Regions from separate parts of the Homo sapiens genome. Here region 1 is linked to region 2. Evidence: read pairs that join two places in POLR2A ChIA-PET (ENCODE). Cell type or tissue: endothelial cell of umbilical vein. All regions are shown on one strand. Links, peaks and the distances in the headings refer to the core of each region. The heading gives the core; the rest is flanking DNA.

Region 1 (8,347 bases), core at 69-8,068, 320 kb before region 2:
TAATAGCACTGATTATGATAGTGTAAAGGTAAATAAAATCAAAGTTCCTTTGTTCAATATATATAAAGGAGAGGCAGGTACACTGCTCCTTCCCTTCCCTTAGGGTGTCTCCTTAAAACAAAATAGACCCAATTTTTTTGGTCAGGAAATAGATAAATCCAGTCTCCAGTTTTTCAAGCTAAGTTAAACACAGGAGTTGTTGAGAAGGTGGACAAGAGACTATCACAACAAGGCACATCTAGTTGTCTCTCACAGAGACAAGTGTTCATTGTTCTTTCTCCCACTTTACTGAATATTTGTGTGAAATTCTGTCCAGACTTTGACGTCTTTAGCCAACTGCCTGCATGCACTTAACCATACATGCACACTTAATTGTAAATTGTGTTTTCTCTGTATTCTATGTTGGTAACCAGAGGTACCAGTGTTGGCAGGGTTTTTTATTTCTCCAACAAATAATAACAAAAATAAATGTCAGCTTCCCCCTAAGTGTGACTCCCCTCATGGCTGGTGGATGGTTACCTGTGGCAATTGCAGCTAAAAGCTTCCCAGGCCAGATACAGCTGGAAATGGGTCCAGTGTCTCCTTGCTCTGTGTAATAGGTAGAGATTCTCTCCCCTCAACCACTACCTCTCAGCAATCCCCTCTTGATACCTTACTTCCCACCCTGGCATAAGCCCACCCTTCCCTGCACCACCAGAGCCCATCTCTGAAGCTAGAGATGGTGGGGCCACAAGAGGCTGAATGGGAAAGCACAAGGAAGGTGGTCCTGCTCACTCCTTCCTAAGTGAAGGGTGAAAAGTCATTTCCTCCCAGTTGATCAATTTCTAAACTGATCGTCAATTACAAAGACTACCAAATTTGCTTCACAATTATGAATACCAATAGGCTGAATCAAAACCCTGTATTAAGTACTCATCAAAGCATAGCATATTAAATAATACTTGACAGTTTTAATTTTAATCATTTGTTTTTAGTTTTAACCAAGGTGAAGTTCATTTTACAAACAATTTTGAGACAAAAATCAAATTTTAAAAATTCAAATTGAATGAAAACAAAACAAACAGCAACAACAACAAAGCTTGCATAAGTATAGCCAAAGTATCTGGAAGCTGGTGTTTAAGAATATGGAGTACATTTTATTGTTTTCTTTTTAGAGGTATTAGTGAATAGACACAAATTCACATTTCTTTTTAAGGAACCACTTGAATGTGTATGGCTCCTAAAACAATCAGTTGAGTTGCCATATGCATACTCATGAAATAAACCAATGGCAGACCCAATGTGTAACTCTTCAAGCTCAAGCCTCTACTATAGATGGGATTTATCTTCACACAGGAAGCCTGTCAGCCTCTTTACAGTACTAAAGAGAAGACTGAATATCTAGAGGTGGAAAAGGGTTTGGGCTCCTTTTATTGCACCTCCTGTACAAATCTCCCTCCACATCTTTTCCCACCCTTATTTTAGTGATTATTAACTTCCAACATGAAAAAAGTAGGAAAACAATCTAAAAGCAATGTCTCACTGTCTCCTAAAGGAAAACATCTTAATAGCTCTCCATATTGGAATCCATAAAAAATGCTTCATGGCTTTCCTCTCTTACGTTCTGTCAATTTGAATTTCAAGGTTGGAATTGTAACTTACATGAAAACTTGGCTCATCTGTGTCTTAGAAAAGAGAAAAGCAGGGATTTGCACAAACTCAAGTTCAGCATTTTTAATTTTGCATATTTTCTACCTAACCTTTATTTGTGAAGCCTCTTTAGAGAACCATCTCACCAAATGGATAAAAGAACTTCTGCAATTTGTATGTTTTCAGCTCTGCCAGATGAGCAGCTCTGAAAGTCAGCCAAAGAAAATGCAGGCTCAAAGTCAGAGCAAATTTCCCAAAGCAAAGCAATGAGGCCTTTGCTGCCTCCCTTGGGAGACCGGCCGGCTAACAAGCCAGAGGCTCTGAAATTTAGAAGGGGCAAAACACTCAAGTCATACACACCATACAATGGAAGAACGCGGGCTTAATGAGCCAGTGCTTTTTCCCTTTTCTGTTTACGTGTGGCACGGATCCACAGATCAGGACTATCACAGATTCGAGGTATATGATAGGGTTTTTATTTTGCATTCCTAAGTAATTATCATCTCCTATACACTTCTCAGCAATGCCTCAATATTTCTTCACGATATAAGGAAGGTAATAATGATCGATTGCGTCTTATGGCTATGGAAATGTAGACCAGGTGATCTGAAAAAATTGACTAATAATTTGCCTGAGGTCATAAATAAATGAGCAGGATATCCAGAAATAAGTGTTTAATTTCCTAATTTTTAGCTTTTTTTAGATAATCACTTTTTCTGAGCTCTTCATAACTTTTAAAAATCCAAGAGCCATAATTTACTCTACACTATGACTTCTCAGGATCCTGAATTCCAAAGCACTGTATACTCCATGATATGTTCACAAGGATTTGCAGCAAAAAGAATACATATTTTGAGTGAGCACTGTCTTGGTTACTGTATATTCATTTACAGTTACAAATTAAAAGATGGTTTTAGACTGATATTATTCTCAAGTTCTTTACCAAATCCCTTATCAAGAAAAGAATTGTTCTGGCTTTAAGTTTTAAGTCTTATTTTTCTTCACAGTGAATTTAATAGTTAGACCCTATGTGAAGAATTGTATTGGGTAAATAAAACAATAATATGCATTAAGTCCAAGTGGTTATTTAACAATCACTGCAGCACAACTCCAAGAAATCAGGTAAATAGGGAAAGTTTGGATAGCTGGATTTGTTTATTTTTGTCAATAATGCAGCAAAAGTCCTGATGCATTGTATTCATATCCAGGACTTAGCACAATTCATGCCATGTTGCACTCAGTCCTAAACTCTACTCCTGTCTCTCCAATGCAACCATCCCCAAGTGGCTTATGAACATATAGAATTAGGCATATTCAATGTATGTCTATGTCATTGTCATTCATTTATTTATTAAGCCTACAAATAGTTTACTGGATACCTACTAAATGCCAAAAGATATGCCAATAAGCAAATAGAAAGTCCCTGCACCCACAGAGTTTATGTCTAACCTAGGAAAAAAGGCTGGCAACTATTTAAATTACAGTATGGTAAGTGCTTCAAATCATAACACTTTGAGAGTATACAGCTTATCTACCCTAGTCTGGGAGCTCAGAAAAGAGATCCTTCAGGAAGCAACATTTAAGCTCAGACAAGCAGGAAGGGGTAGGAGCTGGCCAGGAAGAGATAGAGAAAGGACTGTGTGCAAAGGCCAGGGAGGGCCCACCGGGATGGTAAGCAAAGGCCGTGTGGCTGGAGCAAAATGAGGGAGCGAGAGGAAAGTAAAATAAAATTAGGAGTAAATTGGGAGGCAGCTATTTAGAGCTTTAAGAACCAAGTAAGACCAAAACATCACACTATATACCAAAAATTATACAATTTCAATTTTTAATTGTGTTTTTTAAAAAAAGGAAAATGGGCACCCAACGAAAGAGCTTACAGAAGAGAAAAAGGTATTCAGGTTTACCCTTTAGAAGCACCGTAGATACTCTCTTGAAAATGGAAGGGGAGGCCGGGCGTGGTGGCTCACGCCTGTAATCCCAGCACTTTGGGAGGTCGAGGCAGGCGGATCACTTGAGGTCAGGAGTTTGAAACCAGCCTAGCCAACATGGTGAAACCCCATCTCTACTAAAAATACAAAAATTAGCTGGGCATGGTGACATGCGCCCATAATCCCAGCTACTAGGGAGGCTGAGGCAGGAGAATCGCTGCAACCTGGGAGGCAGAGGCTGCAGGCTGCAATGAGCCAAGATTGCACCACTGCACTCCAGACTGGGCAACAGAGCTAGACTGTGTCTCAAAAAAAAAAAAAAAAAAAAAGAAAAGAAAAAAAAAGGAAAGGGAGATGGAGAAGGTGGAGCATGGAATGGAAGAACCAATTAGCAGATTATCACAGTGGTCCATGTATTCAAGGATAATTTTCCAACAAGGTAAAGTCATAACTCTCAAACCAATGTGATAATAATGTCTGTCAAAGATTTATTTAACTCATTAATTAATGAGGGACCCAGTAAGCTGTTACAACCAGTTCAGGGGAAAATTTTTAAAAACACATGTTTTACACAAGAAAAATGAAAACTGAAATAGATTTGCAATAGATGCAAAAACTGGTCTATCCAAGGAGTAATAATTAACTGCTTTACAAATAATTTTCATTTTTATGGATAAGAATCATTTGCATACCTATTTTCCACAACTTACCTAGTCGTAAAGTAGCTCAAAAGTAATTAAAGGCAGAGATAATTCAGATGCCTGAGCTAACAGGACACCCACTAGTTTTTTGCCCATTGTAAAGTCTCTCACCATTTTTTCTAATACAAATAACAATGCCTTGGAAAAGAGACGTGTCACTCTACATAGAGTAAGTGGACAATTTTGAATATATGTAGGTATTGGAATTAACAAGGCTCGATGTTTGATTGACTTTTGATGGGGAGGAGGCCACAAAGGAAATATCTAGACAAATGTCTGTTTTAAAACAAATTCCTAAATGGCAGAAGGTGCCATCAGTGTCTGTTTGGATTTCTCAGCACAGAGGTCCTGTTGCTCTGTTTAGGAACCCACACTGTAGGGAAGTAGTGGACCCACTGAAAAATTATATTGTAAAACCCACCACAATGTACCAAAGGACATGGATTTTTAAAAATGAAAAAAAAAATTCGTTCCCTTCAACGGGATTTATTTTTTTTTCTTGTTCTATCCTCGCATTACCTAGTAATACCAGGCATGAATACGGTCTTTCCCCAGCTCAGCAAGAGTTAAGCCACATGGGAGTCTATGGAAATCTCCCAGTCTAGAAATGTGTTACTCCCTCTTTCACTATCCCCAATTGGAAGCAATCCAACTTATGGTCTTAAGACAGCCAGAAGAAAGAAAAAATAATGTGGATGTTTAGTGTCACTGCCATGAGCTTCCCATCTCCAAATATTCATAATTTCTCAGATAAATTCCTTCTAGGTTTTGATTTCTTGCTAGATGAAAATAAAAGTTTTCAGAGTCATCCCACGTTTGGTAGTTTTTCTCCAAACACCATCTCCAAACACTAACACAGAAGCTGAGCTTAGAAACTACCATCTCCAAACACTAATAGAGAAGCTTTTAGCTAAAACTAACTATAACTTTTACTAAAAATGATAAAAATTACCAAGTCTTTTCCAGTATCTTGGTAAGAAATACAAATATTCCAGGGCAAACAATTTACATGGGACTTAAAGCCCCATTTAATTGCAAAATAATAGACATTATAAATGCACAAATTTAAATATCAAGTTCATTTAATAAACTAGTCTGGTACTACCAGATTTTGTTTTCTTTGAGGTCTTTTTAAAGGTGTCAATGACCCACCATAAATATTGAGAAATTTCTTTTCAATTATTCTGTCTCAGTTGTCATCTCTCTTCCTCTACAAACCCTTTCCATGTCCTATTTTACTACCTATTTCTCTCCATTTTCATAAATAGGTAAAAAGTAATTTACCCAGTTTCAAATGCTCTCTAAACTTAGGTCTACCAAGTTTAATGCTTTCAAAACAATCTTCAAAATTAGTTCTAAGGCAATTCTTCCCCAAAGACTAAATTAAGCTGCTAAAAACTGCTTCACTTGTTCTATCTAAACAATTACTGTGTTATCCTCGTGAATAACCAGGAAAAATAATCTTACTTTTATGAGCAATCATAAGACCACTGGAATAAAACACCTCATATCCAGACTCCCAGTTGCTAAAACTACATTCTCTGGAAAATGGTCACATGCAGATGAATAGTTCAAAAGTTTTTATTCATGTCAAGCCCGAGATGCACATATGTTACCTGTGTCTCTGGAATAAAACAAACTAAAATTTACCAAAACACACCTGCATGTGATTTGGAATAATCCTACACATATAACTGCCAATTATGCAAGCACCTTTATGTTCTAATTCTCTGTATTTTTAACCCTCTGTCAAAGTTGGTTTTCATGTTCCTTACATACTCACAGGCAAGATAAAATACCCCTCAAGATAAACTCGCAAAGCCCAAAAAGCAGTGAAATCAAATAACCAACTATAAATATTGGGACGTGGAGCATTTTTTAAACTATGCTGCTACTCAAAGTAACCTTAAGATATCCTCATTTTTCCTCAAGAAATACCAATGTTTGTCTCTCTGACCTTTACAACTTTTGAAAAGCAACCAAAAATTTTGAAAAGCAACTCTTCATTAAAATAGCTTTTATACTATTTAAAAGACCACAACAGTGTTTCTCTGAGAAACTTCTATTTTTCATCTTGTTGTAGAAGAGTCCTAAACAATCTGTTATCCTGAAAACTCTCCTCCTACCTCAGGCTTAGTGCACAAAATTCCAACACCAATAACTAATAGATAATCATATTAGAACAGATTTGAAAATAGCACTGACAATTCCTCTCTTCAGCATGCTCTGCCCCTATGAAAAAATATTGCTCAAAGCATTGATTATGTTCTAAATGGTTAGAAATGCTAAGAGTAGATCTTTGGGGTGGGGGAGGAATTAAGGAAGTACACAAGAAAAAACAACCCACAAGGCAGATAAATATTATTAGCCACATCCACAAGAATAAAAATCCATAAATATTTCTGACAGGGTAGAAAGACTGCCTGAATTATAACATTTGGTTTTAACCAGGCAAAATGAAATCATCATCCTCTTAACCAAGAGAACTCAAAAATTTTCCCAATGATATATTCTTTTCCAAGATGTACCCAGGATTCACAGAATCGAAAGCAGCTAACTGCTGCCTTAGATATCTGGAGAAGGCCAGGTAAAAGTCAATAGCGTCCCATAAACTATGTGCATGAGAATTTCCGTTTAAACATATTTTAGGACAGAATAAAGGAACAACAAATGTATCTGCATACTCAGAAGACTTCGGCTAGGTGACATTTCCTGGGGAAAATTCACTGCACTTCCAACCAAACTCCTTCAATCAGAATGCGGCATCTGAACCATCGAAGTTTTTGAAAGTCTCAGTTACCTTTGAAAATCGAGCATTTATCCATTTGGTAAAGGTTTTCTTCTGTACGTCATTGTGTTCATCTGTGGAATGGAAAAAGAAAGAGAAGGAAAAAGTATGAGAGTCTGTACCTTTAGTAAAGCACCAAATAAGGTTATCTCTATCCTGGAGAGTTTAAAATAGTCCTATTAGTCGAGCTCCTTGAGCACAATGAGGCGGAGCTAATGCAGAATGTGATGACTGCCCGGTACACTTATGGAGCCCAACACTGCCTACAACAGAGGGAGGCTCGGGCACCTTTCCCAAGGGACCAGGTTGTCTCACCCTAAACCCCGGAGTCCTGCCATCAGTGACCAAATCCAGGTTTATCGGATCAAATCAGAGCCCTACTTTCCAGCTAGTACCCGTAGCACTTTCTGCTACATTTTGTGCAAGTAAAATTTCAGCATAATCAAAATGTCAGCATGCTAAAAACAAAAATTAAAGTTATCCAATAAAAACTCAGGAATTCGTGACTTCCTCCCTCTTCATACTGGTCCTACACCCTCTAGAATGACAGTATAAGGTTTATGGTCAATCTTGTAACCCATTTTCCTGTAGTAAGATTGGCATGAGGTTTTAATGATCTTGATCTATACGAACTTTTACAGGTAGAAAAATCAGAAGAATTTAAAACCATTATCCGTTTTGGTTTTGATTACAAATTCATTTTCTGAGCCATAAAAAAAAGAAAAGTTACTTTAAAAGACTGACCACCCTGAACTTTTGAAATATGGGTAGAAGGATTTGGTTACATACAAGGAGTCCATGTGGCTAACAAAAAGAGAAAAGGACTTTCTCTTTAGAACCAAATAGACGGTGTCCCAATCCATTTATTGTGTGACCTTGGGTCATTATAACATCGCTTTTCCTCACAGTTCTCATCTGTAAAATGGGGATAAATAATACCTAGCTTGCAAGAGTATTGTAAAGGTTAGTGAATATAAATGAAAAGCACTTGACGAAGAGCTGGTGTTCAGCTCGTTGTTATAATGATTACAGTAAAAGTGTAAGCAAGGTAGATAAATAAATATTCATTGGACCTCTTCAAATCATACTCTTCCATCACTCCACGATTTTCTATTAAAGCCAGTAAAAGAGTCATTGTTGGCTTAAATCCTACAAAACAGCATTTTCACAATCTCTATCAGTTGTTCAGAAAGCTGTCCAAGGCGTATCTGCGACAGTGCAGAAAGGTGTGGCTCCATCCATATGTGTGTCCTGCCTCCTTTGCCACCTTTTATACTGCTGGGCTGCCTCCCACATCAGAG
Region 2 (8,347 bases), core at 78-8,077:
TACAAACGAAGGGAAAATACAGTAGGTGATTTGAGGCCCTGTGGTACAGCATCAAAGCGTTTAGGGTGTTCACCACCTCAGCCTCCCTCTCCTCACCTCCAAGCCCTGGACCAGCAGACTAGGGCACTCATCTCTGGTTCTGGCCCACTGCTGTCTGTTTCAGAATTCTGCCTTTAAAACGATATCATTGGTATTAATACTATCTCATTCATCAGTTTTGATATGAGAATCGAATGATGTGTACCTTGCAGAAAAGTTTGTCTCTTTCTAATTAAACAAAAAAAAGTACACAGAATAATATAACATGGAGATACTTCTACCTCAAATTTTGTCCAATTTCCTTCCCTTTTTTCTATTTTTAAAACAATTTGCAAATTATGTATCTATGCCCCTTTTTAAAACTGAAAGGAAGCGTTGCAGGTAAAACTATTGTCTCCTTTGACCATTTGTAGCCCAGTCTCTCCTGTGTCCTCATGTCCAACCCTACCCCCACCACCAAAGTAATCACTTCTATGAGTAAGTTCTTCCCTTATAGCCATTAGATTTTATAAACATATATTCGTATCCAGGAACCATATGTAGAAGTGTTATTGTGTTTTTAAAAATCTATGTGTATATGCATACATACACATATGTATAGATACATATATGTGCATATGTATGCATATGTGTATATACATATGTATATGTATGCATATGTACATATGTATATACATATGTATATATACCCATATGTACATATGTATATACATATGTATATATACGCATATGTACATATGTATATACACGCATATGTATGCATATATGTGTATATACATCTATATACATGCACACAAATGAAACTATCTGGCAGTTTCTCAAAAAGCTAGACATAGAATTATCATATGATTCAACAATTCCATTTCTAGGTATATAACCAAAGGGATTGAAAGCAAGGACTGGAATAGATATTTGTATGCCAGTGTCCAATGCAGCATTATCTACAATAGCCAAAAGGTGGAAGAAATCCACAGGTCCACTAACAGATGAATGGATAAACAAAATGTGGCATATACCCACAATGCAATATTATTCTGCCATAAAAAAGGAATGAAGTTCTGATACATGCTATATAGATGAACTTGAAGATATTATGCTAAATGACATAAGCAAAACACAAAAAAGACAAATGTGGTATAATATCATTTATATGATGTACCTAGAATAGCCAAATTCATCAGGACTGAAAGTAATAGAGGTTGTTAGAAGTTTGGGGTAGAAGCAATGACATATTATTGCTTAATGGTTACAGAATTTTTGTTTAGGGGTAATGGAAAATTATTTCCAAAATAATCACAACATAGTAGTGATGGTTGTACAATACTGTGAATTAATGCAACTGAATTAATTGTACACTTAAATAATTAAAATGGCAAATTATATGTTATGTATTTTTACTGCAATTTTAAAAATTAATAATACATTTACCAAAACCTATTGAATTGTTCATTTTATTTTTAAGTTTATTTCATTTTGTTTTCCTAGAGACAGAGTTTTGCTATGTCGCCTAGGCCAGAATGCAGTGACTATTCACGGGCGCAGCCATGGCGCACTGCAGCCTTGAACTTCTGGGATCAAGCAATCCTTCTGCTTCAGCCTCTGGAGTAGCTGGGACTACAGGTGTGTGCCACTGTGCCCTGCTGAACTGTTCACTTTAAATGGATGAATTGTACAGGATGTAAATTATATCTCAATAAAGCTGTTTAAAGTAGATATATATGGTATTATATACATCTGGGTTATATACGTATTATACATATACATATATGGTATTATGCATATAATTGATATAATATACCAATGTATTATACATATAATTGTATTACAGTATATACAGATATGGTATTATACATATAATTGAATTATACATGATATTATATATTTTGGTATTATATAGTATGGTATTGCACACATAATTTAATTAAATATATATAGTTTTTTGTTTTTTGTTTTGAGACAAGGGTCTCACTCTGTCACCCAGGCTGGAGTGCAGTGGTGCGATCACAGCTCACTGCAGAGTCAGCCTCCTGGGTTCAAGCAATCCTCCTGACTCAGCCTCTCACTTAGCTGGGACCACAGATGCATGCCACCACACCTGGCTAATTCTTTTTATTACTGGTAGAGCCAGGATCTCCACATGTCACGCAGGCTGATTCCAAACTCCTGGGCTCAGGCGATTCTCCCACCTTAGCCTCCCAAAGTGCTGGGATTACAGGCGTGAGCTACTGTGCCTGGCCCACACGTTATATTTTTGAGATCTATCCAAGTTGAGAGCTATAGTTATGTAGTTCATTCCTTTTTAACGCTATGTCATAGGAATATACTACACAATTTATATGTGCATTCTCTAATTAAGGGCACTTAGAATGCTTCCAGCATTTTATTATTTCAGACAGTGCTGCAACAAACATTCTCATATACGTCTCCTCAGATGCGGGCAAAATGTCCTCAGTATATAGGTGTGTGTCATGTGTTTTCAAAGATTTAATGTATTATATGAATGTAGGCTTCTTATTTTTAGAACCTTTACTCTTAGCCATTTATTTAACACACGTTTATTGAACCTGCACTGGGGCAAATGGGGTCACGGCCTCTGTGGATCTCACAGTCTGCAGCAAAGGAGGCATGTAATCAATTGGTTAGTATAAGAGGTGATGGACTCTTGAACACTTCAATCTCTACAAAGCAGCTCCTTCCACTCTGTTTTTCATCTGGACCCACCTCAGCTTCTCCCCCTTCCTTTCCTCTGCTTGACCCCTTTTCCTCCCACCATTTCCAGTTGTTATCTAAACTCCTCAACCAGTCTTCTAATTTTCTCAGCCTCTCTTTCAAGAGAGGTTCTTTAATCTTACTTCGTCCATCTCACCTTGCAAAAAAGTGTATCAGCCTTAGAATAAATTTTTCTAAAAATCAGTTTAAAAGAAAGAGCAAAATGTGTATTTTCCTATGAAATTTAGGAGCTGAACATCTCTCATTTCTTGTGTTTTTCTGCTAGGTTAACTTGGACTTTGTATCAACAGTCCCCAACCTTTTTGGCCCCAGGGACCAGTTTCATGGAAGACAATTTTTCCATGAACCAGGGTTGGGGAATTGGAGGATTGGAGGGTTGAGGGGGTGGGTGTGGGAGGTTCGGGATGAAACTATTCTGCCTCAGAGTCTCATAAGGAGCGTGCAACCTAGATCCCTCACATGCCAGTTCACAATAGGGTTCAAGCTCCCATGAGAATCTAATGCTGTCACTGACCTGACAGGAGGTGGAGCTGAGGCAGTAATGCTCACTCACCCACCGCTCACCTCCTGCTGTGCTGCCCAGTTCCTAACAGGCCACAGACCAGTACGGGTCTGCAGCAAGGGTTAGGGACCCCTGCTTTAAATGATAAAATCTCATAAAGCAAGAACAACAATTTTAGCTGATGCTATTCATCATGTAGCTTAGCATTTAATGCACTATAGACACTTTAAAAATATTTGAAAAATATTTGTTGACTGACAATACTAGTCAGACCATGTAATGCACAGTCCTAAGCACTAAAGAGTAATACAAAGATTATGAAAACAAGGTCCTGCACTCACAATTAATAAAGAAAATGAGGCTGGGCATGGTGGCTCCCACCTGTAATGCCAGCAGTATGGGAGGCCGAGGCAAGCAAATTGCTTCAGCTCCGGAGCTCAAGACCAGCCTGGGCAATATGTCGAAATGCCATCTCTACAAAAAAAAAAAAAAAAAAAAAAAATACAAAAATTAGCTGGGTGTGGTGGTGCGCACCTGTGGTCTCAGCTACTGAGGAGGCTGAGGTGGGAGGATCACTTGAGTCCAGGATGTCAAGGCTGCAGTGAGCCATGATTGTGCCACCACTGCACTTTAGCCTGGGTGACAGAATGAGACCCTTCCTCAAACAAACAAAAAAAGTAGTAGGCCAGGCAGGGTGGCTCATACCTGTAATCCTGGCACTTTGGGAGGCTGAGGTGGGCAGATCACTTCAGGTCAGGAGTTCAAGACCAGCCTGGCCAACATGGTGAAACCCCATCTCTACTAAAAATAAAAAATTAGCCAGGCGTGATGGCGTGCACCTGTATTCCCAGCTACTCGGGAGGCTGAGGTAGGAGGACCACTTCAACTTGGGAGGTGGAGGTTGCACCCAGCTGAGAACATGCCACTGCACTCCAGCCTGGGCAACAGAGTGAGACTCTGTCTCAAAAAAAAAAAAAAAAATGTAGTGCACCAATGCATCTCCAGATTCTAGAGTGGTGCATGACACAGAGTGGACACAATAACTGTTTGTTGAATGATGAGTAAGTGAATAAATAAATGAACAAACAAATTCATGAGGAACAATGAGGACTGGATACAGTTGAGATGGGACACAGAAAAATGCTAAACATAGATTGATTATGAATCTTTCTACCCTTTACGTTCAATGTGGAACTCTGATGTTTTCTGATGTGTTAACAACCTTACCTCAGTGAGTTTAGTTTTATCAAGTCTGACAAGCATCATAGGTTTTGGGGTTTTTTCCTAACCTCAACATCTTTCAAAGAAATACACACTTGTTTCTATCATCAGCATACAAATAAGCATGTGTGAAAAATATCAAATGTTCAAATAACTTGATAATTTCACATAAAATGAAAGTCTCAAGCCAAGTAAATCTCAAAATACATATTTGATTGAATAAAAAGTGACACAATACCCATTTTTATAGGATCACATGAAAATTCCTTTAGTTTCTTGAAGAAAAAATATATTGCTAAAACCAAAATGTTTCCCATATGCAGAGGAAAACAATTATTGATTTATGGAAGGTGAAATCTGAGGTAAATACATGTCAGTAAGGACTTTGGAGGTGATGACTATATCGTGGGAGCACAGGACTAAATATGCACGTTGTCTTTCAGTTCTTTTAAATAGACTTAAAATTTGTGGAAGGCAAATTGTGGAAAGCCAGCATGTTCACACTCATGAGGATGAAAGCTGATTAGACATTCATTTTTTTCCTCTAGCCCTTCAGCATGTTCTCTGGCTTTTGTTCTATCTCCCTTCCCACTTATCTCTTTCTTTTTTTTTTTTTCTTTTATTATTATACTTTAAGTTTTAGGGTACATGCGCACATTGTGCAGGTTAGTTACATATGTATACATGTGCCATGCTGGTGCGCCGCACCCACTAACTCATCATCTAGCATTAGGTATATCTCCCAATGCTATCCCTCCCCCCTCCCCCCACACCCACTTATCTCTTTCTTGCTGTTCTATGATAAGAAACAACACATGATTAGTATAGTGAAGCCAATACATCTTTAACCCTTTTCTCTCAGCCCTAGAACTTCTTTAAAATTCATATACTAAGACATGAAGTACTAATTACATTTCCCACACTCCAAAGATTGTGTCATGCAGATAGGAATTTTTAAGATGGTAAATAAGGCATATGTGCATGAAGGAGTTCTTCGTTTGATAACACAAGTTTATTTTGATAAAATGTACATTACTAATGGGAAACTGAATGCTAAATAATATGTATATACTGTTATGGGTACAGTAGAAAAAGATTGCAGAGGTTATTCGTTTGTTGTAGGAGCACCTGAGAATGCTTAATGTATGAACTGCATTTGAGCTGGTTATTCAGGCTTCTGTATCAAAAATCTGAAAAAAAAGTTTAAAGGTGATGAATTTATTTAATGAAAAGTATTTTTAAGGCCGGGAGCGGTGGCTCATGCCTATAATCCCAGCACTTTGGGAGGCTGAGGAGGGTGGATCACCTAACGTCAGGAATTCGAGAGCAGCCTGACTAACATGGTGAAACCCTGTGGCTACTAAAACCACGAAAATTAGCTGGGCGTGGTGGTGCATGTCTGTAATCCCAGCTACTCGGGAGACTGAGGCAGGAGAATCGCTTGAACCTGGGAGAGGGACCTTGTGGTGAGCCAAGATCACACCACTGCACTCCAGCATGGGCAATAAGAGCAGAAACTCTGTCAAAAAAAAAAAAAAAAAAAAGAGAGAGAGAGAGAAGTATTAAAACAAACCAAAAAAAACCCCAAAACCGAGACCATGTTTGTGGGTTTATTCACTCTTTAAGCCAGCAACTTTGATCACTCCAAATTCTATTTTTATTTTTTTTTTTTTAGAGAGTCTTCTTCTGTTACCCAGGCTGGAGTACAGTGGCATGATCTTGGCTCACTGCAACTCCACCTTCCAGGTTCAGGTGATTCTCCTGTCTCAGCCTCCTGAGTAGCTGGAATTACAGGCACATGCCACCACACCTGGCAATTTTTTTGTATTTTTAGTAGAAATGGGGTTTCGCCATGTTGGCTACACTGGCCTTGAGCTCCTGACCTCAAGTGATCTGCCCACCTCAGCCTCCCAAAGTGCTGGGATTACCTGTGTGAGCCACTGCACCCGGCCTGCTCACTACAAATTCTATAGTAAGATTCAAACAATATCCCTATCCAGGCCAGGACTCTTGGAATGTTTCTAGTGGGAAGTCAGATGGAACTCTCAGGATGCTATTCACAGAGAGCCAGTCAAAGGGCATGTCTTTTGGAGATGGAGTCTTGCTCTGTCTCCAAAAGAGTATAATGGCACAATCTCCACTCACTGCAACCTCCGCCTCCAGGGTTCAAGCGATTCACTTGCTTCAGCTTCCCGAGTAGCTGATTACAGGCAAGCGCCACCACACCTGACTAAGTTTTGTATTTCTAGTAGAGATGGGGTTTCACCATGTTGGCCAGGCTGGTCTTGAACTCCTGGCCTTGAGCGATCTGCCTGCCTCAGCCTTCCAAAGTGTTGGGATTACAGGCATGAGCCACTGCACCTGACTGGGCACGTCTTTCTGAAAGCATTATGGGCACTGTAAGGCCAAAGTGACCTCCTAACAGTCATTCTGTACATAGTCAAAATTTGAGTGGTGATGCATGTCACTGTTGTATTTCTGGAAAAGCTCTTTCCGTTTTTCAAAAAAGAGCCAATAATATATGCATAGTTATCACCATACAGAAAGTTTCTTTGATAGTCAAAGCCTGTAAAATTGCCTCACATTTGTTCTTTGTGAGATTATGGCTACCTCCTGCCTTCATGAAAGTTATATTCGGATCTATTCAATTTAGCCCTCCTCTACAAATGAAGAGTTTTCCCTGCACCCACATGGTCTTTAAGTCTCTCTCAATTCTAGTATATCATTTCTAATTTGTATAAGAGCTGTTTTTTGCCTCAGACACAAGGTCCTAGACAATTTGCATAATATAAATTGGCTTTCATATGCACATATTTATTAGGTTTCAAATATTCAAATATATTACACCTATATAAGACTCCTACTAAAATCCTGTGTTCCCACTTAGCATTTGATTTTTTAAATTCCCATTCATATTGATATTAACTAACTCATTTTTTCAAATATGCACTTGAGGATACTAATTTTTATGAGTTTTAAGTAGTATAATTTCTTCCAACCAGCTCTAAATTACTGAAATCTTTCAATGTCAGGCTGTTTATAGGAATGCTAAAATGCAATTTCAAATGCCCAGCATGTTAATAAGCAACATCATTTGGCTTATCTCTGCCATGTTAAGCAATGCAAGGAATATGGCATTTATTTGTACAGCAGGCATTATTTCCCAAGTGACACATCGTTTCTTATTCTTCAGCCTAAACTGCTGAATATTTTCTATTTTACCGAGTAACTGAAACTTGAATATCGGTAGTGCATGGTACATAGACCTAAAAAAGATTTAATTCAAACTACCCTCTACTGTCTCTGTGGATATCTTCAGTAACAACTTTCTTGGAACAGTGGTGCTTATTTTAAAAGATAATGTTAGGCTGGGTGAGGTAGCTCACACCTGTAATCCCAGCACTTTGGGAGTCTGTGCATGCTTTCAGTAACAGTTTCCTTGAAACAGCACTGCTTATTTTAAAAGATAGTATTAGACCGGGCGAGCTGGCTCACACCTGTAATCCCAGCACTTTGGGAGGCTGAGGTGGGCAGATTGCTTGTGTCAAGAAGTTCAAGACCAGCCTGGGCAACATGGCAAAACCCTCGTCTCTACAAAAAATACAAAAATCGGGCCGGGCGCGGTGGCTCATGCCTGTAATCCCACCACTTTGGGAGGCCAAGGTGGGTGGATCACGAGGTCAGAAGATGGGGACCACCTTGGCTAACACGGTGAAACCCCGTCTCTACTAAAAATACAAAAAATTAGCCGGGCATGGTGGCAGGCGCCTGTAGTCCCAGCTACTTGGGAGGCTGAGGCAGGAGAATGGCGTGAACCTGGGAGGCGGAGCTTGCAGTGAGCCGAGATCGCACCAC

What was found. ChIA-PET counts read pairs that join two places held together with the same protein. Peaks named below come from ENCODE experiments on the same cell type or tissue, not always from the same donor. Only the 100,000 strongest peaks of a DNase experiment are listed, where the experiment ranks them.
Region 1: POLR2A ChIA-PET joins it to region 2 with 5 read pairs; 2 of 35 experiments call an interaction of 5 or more read pairs at or near these places.

What each region holds. Positions count from the first base shown.
Region 1 is chr6:144,401,896-144,410,242 of GRCh38, reverse strand. It overlaps UTRN (utrophin), which reads right to left. Exons shown (of 75, transcript NM_007124.3): 3 at 7,059-7,120. It overlaps SNORA98 (small nucleolar RNA, H/ACA box 98), which reads right to left and starts at 4,588; the gene lies at 4,476-4,588. In endothelial cell of umbilical vein, for the core only: no CTCF peak of the experiment used is centred there; a DNase peak (open chromatin) is centred at 3,152.
Region 2 is chr6:144,079,545-144,087,891 of GRCh38, reverse strand. No RefSeq gene overlaps it. Among named protein-coding and RNA genes, the nearest start is that of SF3B5, 12 kb to the left of the region's middle. RefSeq lists a silencer at 4,439-4,588. In endothelial cell of umbilical vein, for the core only: no CTCF peak of the experiment used is centred there; no DNase peak of the experiment used is centred there.